2 separate regions of the Mus musculus genome follow, and region 2 is linked to region 1. Evidence: chromatin contacts called from ENCODE POLR2A ChIA-PET data. All regions are on one chromosome and are shown on one strand. Each heading gives the region's core, a stretch centred on a gene start or an enhancer-like site at or near the end of the contact. The rest is flanking DNA. Distances are from core to core; before and after follow the strand shown. Region 1 holds the start of Slc12a7 (solute carrier family 12, member 7). Region 2 holds the start of Trip13 (thyroid hormone receptor interactor 13).

Evidence for each region. ChIA-PET counts read pairs that join two places held with the same protein, here RNA polymerase II (POLR2A).
Region 2: POLR2A ChIA-PET joins it to region 1 with 21 read pairs in embryonic stem cell. The contact joins the promoter of Trip13 here to the promoter of Slc12a7 in region 1. POLR2A ChIA-PET finds 5 or more read pairs at or near these places in 4 of 5 experiments (Patski and embryonic stem cell).

What each region holds. Positions count from the first base shown.
Region 1 is chr13:73,760,963-73,767,232 of GRCm38, forward strand. Slc12a7 (solute carrier family 12, member 7) reads left to right here and starts at 2,735. Exons shown (of 24, transcript NM_011390.2): 1 at 2,735-2,928. The coding sequence starts at 2,805.
Region 2 is chr13:73,935,015-73,941,284 of GRCm38, forward strand. It overlaps Trip13 (thyroid hormone receptor interactor 13), which reads right to left and starts at 2,753. Exons shown (of 13, transcript NM_027182.2): 1 at 2,476-2,753; 2 at 1,093-1,258. The coding sequence starts at 2,567. It overlaps Brd9 (bromodomain containing 9), which reads left to right and starts at 2,814. Exons shown (of 16, transcript NM_001378947.1): 1 at 2,814-2,931; 2 at 3,420-3,634; 3 at 3,851-3,983; 4 at 5,223-5,283; 5 at 5,632-5,776. The coding sequence starts at 2,880.

The DNA.
Region 1 (6,270 bases), core at 1,485-3,984:
AAAAAAAAAAAGAAAGCTCTTCAGAGGTACTGGGGAGAGGGCCTGGTTGCAAGTGTTTTACTGAATCCTGTAACTCATGTAGCATTTGTAATCCTAGCACTACTGGGAGATGGTGGGTAGAGACAGGTGACTTCTTGGAAGCTTGGTGGCAGTTAGACTAGGCTCTGTGCCAAGAGTGCCAAACTATCTTGAACAAAAGGAAGAAGGTGCACAGCACAAGCCAGCACACACACACACACACACACACACACACACACACACACACATGCTCACACATCACACTTGGAGAGGGAGGTAGGGAGGGGGCACAATGGACCAAGTGATGCACATCTCATTGCAGCTTGAGAAATTTTACAGTCTAGTGCTCATTGAATAACATGTTCTCAGAGTTTCCCAGTCTCTAACCTCTGCATGCGTGGTCTCATGTCAAGAAAAATGTAGTTTCATAGGTTGAGTATTTATGCATCAGATTTTGGGGTCCTGTCTGGAGCAGGTATAAAGTACAGTTTCATTCCGTTTTTGGTAATCCTTGGAGTCAGCAGAACATCACATCCTTCACATGTGTAGGGAGGTGTGGTAGCTGATGTACTGCCTGTCCACTGGTTCTGTGCGCGCTGCTTACTTTCTTTCAAGTTAAAATACCTGGTGCGACATTGGTCCTGAGGCTCTCCATACTGCGCTGATGGAAACCTTGCATCTCAACTTTGTGGGGATTAAAACATTCCCATAGGCTACTCTGCCCTGTTCCATGGGCTCTTCCTTCTCTAAGTCACCAAGCTCACAGGGCACCCCCTCCCCACTCAAGCTCCCAGTGGACCTGAGTGTATTGACAATAATCTTCCTTAGCTTCACCGGGTACAGCGTTCAGTGTTGTCTGAGTTCCCAGCCTGTGGATATCATGCCACAGTAATAGACCTTGCTGGTGTGCAGTCAGCCAGAAGAAATGGGGCTGAGAGACAGGCACATTTGTAAAAAGGACTATAGCTGGGCATGTCTGTACATGTATGTAATCCCAGTACTTGGGAGGTAGAGGCAGGAGGATCAAGAATTCAGTCATCTTTGGCTCTATATCAAAATTTGAGGCCAACCTGGGCTATGAGACCCTGTCTTTAAAAACAATAGAGGGGGAGGGCAGGGAAAGTGACTGGGGGCTATGGCTTTTTGTAAGATGTGTTGGGTATGATACCAGGGTCTCTGAAATGGTAGGAACCCTCTCCTACTGAGCCTAAGTTTCAAGTGTTTGCCAGTCTGGAGGGTGTTCTGAGGAGGAGAAGGTGGTCACTATTTCCACCTAAGGTCCAGCTGAGCAGGGGAAACAGGTGATAGCCCTTCCCTATTTGCTATGGATAGCTCCTGGAGGGAGGTGGGGTGACAGTATGATCTGAGCAAGTTGTGCCCTATCCCCCATAGGAGCTGGAAACTGTATAAGAGGCCATTCCTGAGTGGCCCATGTTTCCCCCAAGCTCCTTCCTGGCAGAGGGCAGAAAGCCGGCCATACTGGGTACAGTTGGGCTTTCCCAGAAATGGCTTTTCTGAGTTAGTTTCAAAATGTTTTATTCTCATCGGTAGGATATGCAAATCCCTTTAACTCCCGTATCTCAGCCTATCCCAGCGGTGTCACTGGTCCGGCAGCTGCCTTCCAGTCCGTGTCCCTGATTGAACTGGGCCAGGCCACCTGGCTGGCCCTGTTCCACAGGTTGTGAGCAGCTCTAGGCATATCACCTGTGTTTCTCTTTGACCATCTAAAACAGTTTTGGGTGACTTGTTGCACCTGGGGGCTATGGCTTTTTGTAGGATGTGTTGGGTATGATACCCTAACATTTTAGTTCCATTCTCTCTTGAAGAATATTTGTTTCCAGTTTTTCACCAGTCTTTCATTGAAAATGCACAAGGTCCTGAAATTCCGGAAGATCTGTGACTTCCACCATGTGGTGTTCTGGAACTCTTTGCTCGGATCTTCCTGTCACTACTACCTTCGGAATTTACCTGCCCTTGGAGCCAAAGGGAGGAACTGCCACCCTCCAAGTTTGGGCTGCAAGGGTTCCCCAGGTTGGATCGTGGAACACTCCTGCCAGCAGGTACAAAGAGTCTCGGGCTTGGCTGGCTAGGCCTGTCCCAGAGCCCAGTGACCTTCTTGGGTGGGATTACTTAACCCCAGGGTGCACAGCGTCCCCTGATTGGCCATTACTCCCTGGCCTAGGTTAGCAGCCTGACCTGGTCAGGGCCTGGGCCCAGATCACCAGCGTTGGTGGAGATGAGGAGCTGCAAACTGAGAGAAAGGAGCCATGACCTGTGGGGTGGTGGGAGAAGAGCCCCACGGGAGTTTGGAATGAGAATGGAAGAACTGAAGCTGTGGAAGTGGTGAATGACAGGCTCTTGGAGGGCGGGAGGGCTCTGAGCCTGTGTTGTGAGTAGGAATGGGAGGAGGACGCGGTCCTGCGGGGAGGAACTGGTGTCTCTTATGCTGAGGGAGGTCTGCATCTGTGGGCAGTTCATTCAGCGGTGGCCTCTAGGGGTTGGGTTTGTGCGTACCGAGTCCTTGAGGGTACAGGGCTCTGGCGGGGCAACCCTGAGACTGTGGCTACAGGGGCGGAGTTTTAAGGGGTGGAGCGTCTGGTGGGCGTGGTCGTTCCGGAAGCCTCCCGACCCCGCCCCGGGCAAACTTTTCCCGAGCCGTGGGGGCGGGCAGGTGAGGTCACGTGGCGGGCAAGGGCGGGCCGGGCGGACCCCGCCCCTACGCCGGAGTCCGGCGGCTGCTCTGGAGCAGCGTGTGGCTGCGAGGGACAGCAGAGTCTAACGGAGCCATGCCCACGAACTTTACGGTGGTGCCGGTGGAGGCGCGCGCCGACGGCGCCGGGGACGAAGCTGCTGAGCGCACGGAAGAACCCGAGTCTCCCGAGAGCGTGGATCAAACCTCCCCTACGCCGGGTGAGCTTGGCCGCACCTGCAACGGGACAAAGGCAGAGGCTGGGCCCTTCTGCTGCCGCTGGGCCGCTCTGACTCGTTGGTTGGCGGCGGCCCGCGCGGCGCGTAGCGGGGCGATGGGAAGGGGTCAGAAGGGCCAACTGGTATCTGCCTGGCTCGGAGGAGTGACCCGAGACCGGGAGAGGATTCTTGGGCTGGTGGTTTGTTGGCCCTGTTCGTTCAGTTTCTTGAATTCAGTGCTCTGCTCCTTGCTTGAGGCGCCCGCTGCATATCTCCCTGTTGGCCTGACTCAGTCAGCCCTGGGGGCGCGGTTCCCACCTCTCTGCATGGCCTGACTGGAGCATCGAGGCTGGAGCACCGGAAACTACTTGGTTTGGCAACTCTGACGGGACTAGGGAGGAGTTGCAGAGCTACTGGAGGTACCTATGGAACGGGAAGGCCCAGGTGTCTAGGTGGTACCTGGGAGAGCTGGAGGTACAGACCCCTGGATGGGTGATCTCACTGACGGACAGCTTCCTCTGGGCAAGCTTTCTTTTGCTCCAGGATGGCCCAGTGTGGTCAACCGATAAATCCGACTGGGATCCCAGATCTGCCTCCACTGACCTTGGACCAGCCAAACTTCCCTTGGGATCTTAGAGGAAGGACAGAGGCCCGTGTAAGCCTGGGGAGGGGGCTGCGCACTCTGAGCGCGGGCTTCTCTTTGCTGCTCTTTGTTCCTTGGATCCGGAGCTCTCTGGCACTTTCACTTTCCACGGGGTGGTGATGGGCCTGGGAATCTCTCTCCATCCTACTTCTCAGCACCCTCTCTGCTGATGGCAAGTCACCTTGAACTGACTGCTTCCTCCCTGTTCCAACTCTCTTCTAGACCTAGATCCTAATAGGCCCTAATAGGTGAGAGGACCCAGCACAGACCTACAGCTGCAGCTGGCCTTGCACCTACCCCAAGTTTTACATTGGAGGTTTGGGCTCCAGGTTCTGGGTCTGGAAGGAAAAGAGGGTGCAATCCTCAAGAGATGGACGGATCTTTTATATATGGCATCAGAGCTTTTGCTGCTCAGAATACAGGCAGTAGAAACTGCGCTTCCTCTAGTCCATACTTTTAGGAGCCTGCATTCATAGACTAGGAGTGCTGGCCCGGAAGTGGCCTAGCCCAGGTCCGCAGCCTGCCTGTCTCACTCTGTGACCCTCTCCATGAGATGCTGGACTGTCCAGCTTTCTCTGCACAGACAAAGCATTCTATGTCTCAGGGCTGCTGCCTGGCTAAACACATAAAATCAGTTGTAAGGTGGAGGCAGAATCTAGAAGTCCAAACTCAGTGTCCATCAGCCAGGGAAGTGTGAAGAGGGTCAGCAGCATCACAGAGACCCCCAGAGTAGAGCCCCCAAAGCCCTTCCTGGTGCCCAGTGGCCTGAGACAGACAATTCTACAATTCTGCAGATGTCCTATATGATTAGTGTCTCAGGCAGAGGTAATTTTCCTTTTGATTCATTTCTTGTTCCCTACAGTATCAGGACTCTCAAGTGGTGCCTGACGCCAGTCAGGGCTGAGGATTCAGCTTCTAGGAAGGGAAGTGACTGTCTGGCTTCCTGAAATTTGCACTGTTAACAAGAGGACAAGCATGCACTTTTAATTCCTTAGTTGTCTTGAGACGAGGTCTTATGCGGCCTTGAATTCAATCTGTAGCTGAAGATGACCTTGAACTCCTGACTGGAGCCTCTAGCAACTGCTTGTATTACAGTAGTGTGTTGCCACACCCACTTTTGTTATGTTTTGTTTTGTTTTTTAAATGAATTGCTGGTCAGGATTGAACCTGGGCTTGGTACTTTGCTAGGCAAATGCTCTACCAACTGAGCCACATCCTGAGTATGTGTGTTTTAATGATCCTTTCACGCTCCAAGCTGAACTTGAGTAACTTGGCTGGGCTTATATAGAACTTGCATTTTGGTGCTCTGTATACTTAATATTTCTATAATGATAATTTTGGAAACTTCAGCCGCTGTACCATGACAGGGATGACTTTGTTGTAGTCACAGTCTGCTGGGGTTTGTCCTGAACTCTTTGCTTTTTTAAAAATTTTTAGTTATTATTTATTTTTGTTTGTTTTCAATTTTTATTATTTTACTTATTTACATTCCAGTCATTGGTCTCCCACTCCACCTCTCAGTACCCCCTCCCACAGTTCCTTATCCCACTTCTCTAACCTCTTGCCTCTGAGAGGGTACTCCCCTCCACTCCCCAGGCCATTCCCTTTCTTGGGGCCTCAAGTCTCTTGAAGATTAAGGGAGAGCTCTGCTATATTTGTGCCAGGGGCCTCTGACTGGCCTGTGTATGATCCTGGTTGGTGGCTCAGTCTCTGGGGGGTAAGTTGAGATTGCTGGTCTTCCTATGGGGTTACTCTCTCCTTCAGCGTTTTCAATCTTTCCCCCAATTCAACCATAAGGGTCTCCGACTTCAGTTCAATGCTTGGGTTTAAGTATCTGCTTCTGTCTCAGTCAGCTGCTGGTAGGGCCTCTTGGGGGACAGCCATGCCAGGCTCCCGTCTGTAAGCACATCATAACATCAGGAATAGTGTCAGGCCTTAATGCCCCCTTATGAGATGGATCCCAAGTTGGGCTGCTCATTGGACCATCTTGTCCTCATTTCTAACAGGAGCGCCAGATACCAGCCAGGAGTAGGGAAGGGATCTCATACTTAGTTTTTTGGTGGGAAAGTCCTGTAGAGGCAGGATGAAGGCTTTTCAAAGGTTGCCTGTGTGGATCTACACCATGTGTGTGGGCATCATTTGTGTGGTCATGTATGTGGGTATATGTGTGGGCTACAGGCCAGAGCCAACTTGCCTGGTCACAGGAGTCATCTTTGAACACTGCAGCCCTGCCCTGTCTTGCCCCCTATTCAGATCCCTTGGTAGTTCTTGGAAGTACCATTTTCTAGAGATGTCTCCTGCGTGTTGCTTGTGATGGAGTGAGTTTGGAGACCTCATTAGGTCTACACAGATCCAGGCTGCAGTTGAACTGGACCCTCATAGGCTATCCAGCTTACACACAGCCAGTGTCTTTGGAACCAGAATGTGGGTCTAGCATCGGACCCACATTCTATCTAGTCTGCCTAGGGATTTCAAGCTGTGAACACATGGCTATAGGGAACCCACAGCCCTCTTGTGCCTGGTACAGATTCTATTTTACCAGGGATACAGGTAGTGTGAGGGCAGGAAGTGAACCTTTCTTTGGGCCATAACCAGGCTGCATCTTAACCTTGACCTCTCCTGGGGCTGAGACCCAGGCAGGGCCTGGGCTGGCAGTTGAGTGGCAGAAATGCAGTTGGTTCTATATTGTAGATAGTGTATGT
Region 2 (6,270 bases), core at 1,503-4,002, 170 kb after region 1:
GAAACCTAAGTATTAATCACTAGATTATATCCAGGGCACATCAGTAGGAAGCTGAACCTCCACCCCATCATTCTGTCAACAAGACGGTCAATATGAGAAGGACCCAGCAGGTCCATAGAGACTTGAACTTGCACTTCATCAAACAGCAGCAAAGTGTCTGGAATGGTCCTCTACTTACAGTGGCCCAGTGGAGGCTTGATCTTAACTTTTCATTTGGAGGCTATGACAACTGTGTCCCTTTTTTTGGGGGATAAAGGCCATGGCGATTTTTTATTTAAATGATCATGCCGTGTTTTCCTTCTGACTCTATACAGAGATGGCAATAACTGTGCTTTGGGTCTTCTCTGAGACCTTTATAATGAATCATACTATGGTCATGACTCCTGTGAAACTGAGGAAAAGACAAAACCAGAGAATTTCTCTAAGCTTCAGGTGTTTGACGAAGAGATATTATAGAATATTTGGTTTCCATTAAAGTGACCGAAGTGGCAATTCAGAGAACTTTAGTATGCTAGAAGTACATAAAAAGAGAATTACGGTCTGTGATGTATTCTAATGCAACCTAATTATTAGTAGGTCTGTTTTCCAACTGTCAAATTTTACTTCCAATTTGTTCCAGGCTCTGTCAAGAGCATCCTGACACACAACATCCCTACTCTAGCACCTAGCTCCAGGACACATAGCTAAAGCTTATCTAGCTACTGTTAGCAATCGGGGACACAACAACAGCAGGATCAGTCACCACAAGCTGCCAAGATGCTACACATTCCTACTCTCGCCACTAGTCACATATCCTTCCTATGTACATGTTCGATCTCCCCTTCTAAAAGGACACTCCCTCCTCTCTGCACTCTTTCTTCTCCCTCCACCTTCACCCAGAAGCAGCCTCTGGATTCTCCCTCCCTAATAAACCTCCCACGTGAGATCTGTTGCCTAAAGTGACTTTATGGAATCTGTTGCTTAGATTGTAATAGCCACCAAAACCAACAGATAGGGTAGTAACCCGCTATCCACGTCAATGTTAGTTATTTATGACAATTACCTCATAATCTCTAAGGGCTCACTTACCAGCACTATGAACTAGGAATTTACCTGAGGGTCTTTAGCCTTTAGTTCTGTGTCAACAATAGACACTGACTGAACATTTCTGCTTAGAAAAGGATCATCAAACTCAGTCCAGACGTAATCTCCAAACACAATATTATGCCGGTTGAGCAGCCTGTAAACACTCGACTTTATATCTTCTTTTTTTGCAGTGCTAGAAAGATAAATAAAACATATATAAAATATCTTAGTTAAGAAAAACACTAAAAGCTGGGCGTGGTAGCACACGCCTTTAAGCCCAGCACTTGGGAGGCAGAGGCAGGCGGATTTCTGAGTTCGAGGCCAGCCTGGTCTACAAAGTGAGTTCCAGGTCAGCCAGGGCTACACAGAAAAACCCTGTTCCGAAAAACCAAGAAAAAAAAAAAAAAACCAAAAAACAAACAAACAAAAACGACAAAAACAAACAAAAAAACAAAAAAAACCCCACTAAAGTATAGCTAGGTCTGGCTGTAATTTCAGCATGCAAGCTGAGACAGAAGAACTTGTTTCAAACACAGACACTCAGACACACACACACACACACACACACACACACACACACACACACAGACACACACCTTCCCTCCCTCAGACCTCAGACATATACAAGAAAGTCATTAGTCAAGATGGGGCTTGGCAGTGTACTGTCTTAGGATCAACTGTAGGGTCCCAGGCCTGCAGTCATACCATCAGCCACCCTCAGGCTAATTAGAAAAAGGAGGTGCCACTAGTTCTTCACACACTACTATGAAAATTAATAAAAATTCAGTGTTTGAGACAAGCCTGAAACATTATGAGCATTCAATCCATGTTAGCAGCCCTTTTAAGGAAAACCTGAAAATGCATAGCTGTAGGGTCTAACCTGGAGTACGTACATAATCTTTGTAACAGGAAATTTGCCACTGGATTCTGGCTTTGCAAATTAAATACTTGCTCTACTGACACTGCACTTCCTTGCACCCCTAATTGACTGGAGATCACTTCTGTCGCTTAGCAGGTCCTATTACATGGAGCTCATCGTTAGGCTGTGCTCCATAGGCCAGTCAGTTGAGAGCTGTGGGGTCCTGCCAGATAGTCTGGGATGGTGGTAGGGTCTGGATGGGATATGCGGCAATGTGAGAGGTGAAACTCAAGAGTAATGTGTGGTGGGATGGAGGGCAAAGTCGGATCATGCTGTTAGGGTCAACTGAAGTGGGGTGGAGGTGTGCTGGGTCATACTAGGTGGGTTCATGTCAGGCTGTTCAGGTCGTGCGAAGTGGGGCCGTACTGAGGGGTGGGACGCTGTGGGGTGGAATCCTAAGAGTTGGGGTAAGGTCGTGCCACTCGGAGTCACGCGTGGTGGGGTCGGATCAGGTCGCGCCCCGCGTGGTCGGACTCCGTATATACGCTCACCTTCCGCTGCGCTGCAGAACCTCCACATGGACCGCGGGCGATTCGGCAACACAGGGAAGCGCTTGCTTCAGGTCGCCCACCGCCTCGTCCATGGCGCCGCCGCCGGGAGCCGAGGGAATGCCGCCGGAGTGAGGCCGCGGTCGCCTCCCTGCGCCCTGTGCGACAGCCTTCTCCGATGTAGGAGGATCCACCTTGGCTAAGGGCCGGCCAAATCCACTTCCGCCGCCCGAGCCGCTCGGCGCTTTGCAACCCGCCCCGCCCCACCGAGCTTCGAATCTGCCGCGCGCTGCGCACCGCCCCACCCTGACCCGGAAGCACTTGGCGGTGGCGAAGGCGCTACTTCCGACTGGCGCAGGTCGAGCTACCGGCAGCCGCTTCTCACCGGATCCCGTGCTATCTCAGCCATGGGCAAAAAGCACAAGAAGCACAAGGCGGAATGGCGCTCGTCCTACGAAGGTGCGGATCCCACGGGCGGGGTCTAGGTTGCCGATACGGGCAGGGGAAGGCGTTCCAGGGGAAGGGCGTGGTCTGTGCTGGGCGGGGTCCCGTGAGAAGGAGGAGCTTAGAGCCAGGTAGTGGACAATCGTAGGAGGGGCGGGGTTAGAGCTGAAAAAGGGAATCTGCTGCGAAGAGGCTATAGGCTTCTTTTTTGGGTCCTGTAGCCACTATGTACCTCCTCTCTGACACCAGGAAGACCCGCAGCAAAAAGAGGGCTTCCGTGAAGGAATTGGGGTCCTGGGTCTCAGGTCGGGTTGTTGTACCCTCGGAATATCCTCAGTGGTGATTTTGTGGTTTGAAAGAGAGGATTGAACACCAATCTGTCAGTTTGAGATTACATAGTCTGTGGTTTTGACAACTCCTTGCTGTCTAGATTCACACCCACAGGGGTGCAGTATTTCTACTCAGTATTTTGCAAGCTTGACCTACGTACGGTCTGTGTGCAGATTATACAGACACGCCACTGGAGAAGCCTCTGAAGCTGGTGCTCAAGGTGGGAGGAAGTGAAGTGACAGAGCTCTCAGGATCTGGCCACGACTCCAGCTACTACGACGATCGCTCAGACCACGAACGGGAGAGACACAGAGAAAAGAAGAAAAAGAAGAAGAAAAAGTCAGAGAAGGAGAAGCACCTCGATGAGGAGGAGAGGAGGAAGCGGAAGGTAAAGGTTCAATGGCCTAAGATGGGTCCCTAATCACGCCTGGCTATACCGTTGCTGCAGTTCTGGGCTTCCAGGGCATCTTCAGGTGATGCCTGTCAGGTGTCAGGAGTGGCTCTTCTTCCCAGTCTGGGGAATGCGCAGACGTGTGCGGAGCCTGCATTACCAGTCTAAAAGGGTTCTGGCTGTTCTGTGCCCTCTATTCTTCCATACTTACAGGAAGAGAAGAAACGGAAACGGGAGAAGGAACACTGCGACTCAGAGGGGGAGGCTGATGCTTTCGACCCTGGAAAGAAGGTGGAGGTGGAGCCACCCCCAGACCGACCAGTGAGAGCCTGCCGAACACAGCCAGGCAAGACCCTGTCCCCAAACATGAGTTTCCTACCTTGTCTATAGCGTGGTTATCTAGTTGTTGGGGACATTTCACAAGCTAAAAATGAGTAAATTCTCTTGAAGACTGGTAAAACAGACACATGGATGCCAGAGACCAACCATATGTGTCCTACAAAACCTACTATATTTTTATTTGGTTGGTTAGTTGTTTTGTTTTGTTTGTTTTTCTGGTTTTTTGTTCTGGTTTTTCGAGACAGGGTTTCTCTGTATAGCCCTGACTGTATAGTACTCACTCTGTAGACCAGGCTGACCTTGAATTCAGAAATCCTCCTGCATCTGCCTGCCGAGTGCTTTGATTAAAGGCGTGTGCCACCACGCCCAGCGAAACAGGGCTTTTTACTGTAGCCCTCTCTGTCCTGGACCTTACTCTGTAGATGAGCTGTCCTTGAACTCAGAGATCTGCCTGCCTCTGGCTCCTGAGTGTGGGATTAAAATGGTGCACAACCACTGCCCAGTTTATCTACAGTATTTTAATCTGGTTAAAGTTTATCGTTTTTTAGTGTAGAAGTTTAGCATTATCTGTTTTACTATTCCAAACAGCACCATCAGGTTAATGTTGCTATATCACTCATATAAGAAAAGCATATATCGTGGAAATATGGGTAATCTCCCGTGGGAAGAAGAGACCCCAATACAGGCTCTCCTGGTAGGTCTGGGTTTCTTAAAGTGACCTCAAGATTGCATGTTGGAAGCTTGAGGTCTTTGGTAAGTTTCTGACTTGGGCAGCCCCTGTCAGGGATGACATTTCACCTGGAATCTCAGTCTTGGCTCTTGGATTCCCTGCCCCCCCCCCCAGCCTTCTAGTATAGAAAGAATGTTTAGGCAAGAGGGTCTCTTCCCTCATGGAGAGAAACTGAGGAGGCTGAGTGTTGGAACATCGATTATCAGGAAACTAATACTAGAATCAGTTACCATGTGATTGTCTGGGGAGTGATTTTTCTCTTTTGAATGTCATCCTTTGGCTGTGGATTCGACCACCCCTGAACTGGAAAAGCCCTGAACTGGAAAAGGTTTTGAGATATGCTGTGTCTCCCTTTGCCAACCTGCCTGTGTTGGGAGCTGTGCCCAAGTTCTCAATTCTTGTTTGGGCTTCAAATGCTGTGAAGTTGCACACCCTGATGAATATGGAGCTTTCTAATGCAGGAAATGAAGTCTTGCTGTTTGATTTGATTCCCTTGCTTTCTCCTTATAAACCCAGCTGAGAACGAGAGCACACCTATCCAGAGGCTTCTGGAACACTTCCTCCGCCAGCTACAGAGGTAACCCGTGTCCCCCCTGTCATCCCCGTGTCCCCCCTGTCATCTAGCAGGGTGTGGGCAGCCTGGGTGCAGGTCACAACTTTAAGGGCCAGGGAGCTCGTATGCTGCATTCCTTCTTCTCCTCCTTTCCCATCTGAAGTTAGTGTTGTGCTGCCTCCAGAGCACTGCCTGTCATGGGTAGAGCTGGGATAGTGTCATTTTTATTGAATGTAAAATATATGTTAATCCACTGAACTTTCAAGAAGCAAGTTTGCTAGTTATATAAATCTTTGGATTGTAAAAATTTTTATGTCACTTAAAAATTTAGACTTTAGAATTTTTTCACTTCAAAGCTATTTTTGCTTTCAGAAAAGATCCTCATGGATTTTTTGCTTTTCCTGTTACGGATGCAATTGCTCCTGGGTATTCAATGATAATAAAACATCCTATGGACTTTGGCACGATGAAAGACAAGATTGTAGCTAATGAATATAAATCAGTCACAGAATTTAAGGTAAATGAGTGTTACTTTCCGAAACAATGTTTGTAAAACTGTGGGTGCATGCATGGTCGTGCCTGTGGGTGTGCTCGTGCTCAAGTCATTTTTATTTGATTTTTATAATTCTTACAGATGTACTTATTTTGTTTTGCCTGCATGTGTGTATGCGTACTACATGTGGTCTTGGTGCCTTTGGAGGTCAGAAGAAGACACTGAATCTCCTGGAACTGTAGTTACATATAACTGTGAGCCACTGTGTCAGTGCTGTGGAACCAAACCCGAGTCCTCTGCAAGAGCAACGAGAGTTCTTAACTGCTGAGCTATGTCTCTACCTCCCTCAGGTAGTTTTTAGTTGCAGGTGTTTGCAGAGGACTATTTTGGGTAGGTGACTGTTTGCTAGTGTTGAGGGAAACAGGGGCTTGTCAGCAGAGAACTAGAAGCCAGATTGGGTGCTGTGGGCTGCTATGAATGTATTCCTTTCTTCTGTTGAAGCTTCTGTCCTGGCATAG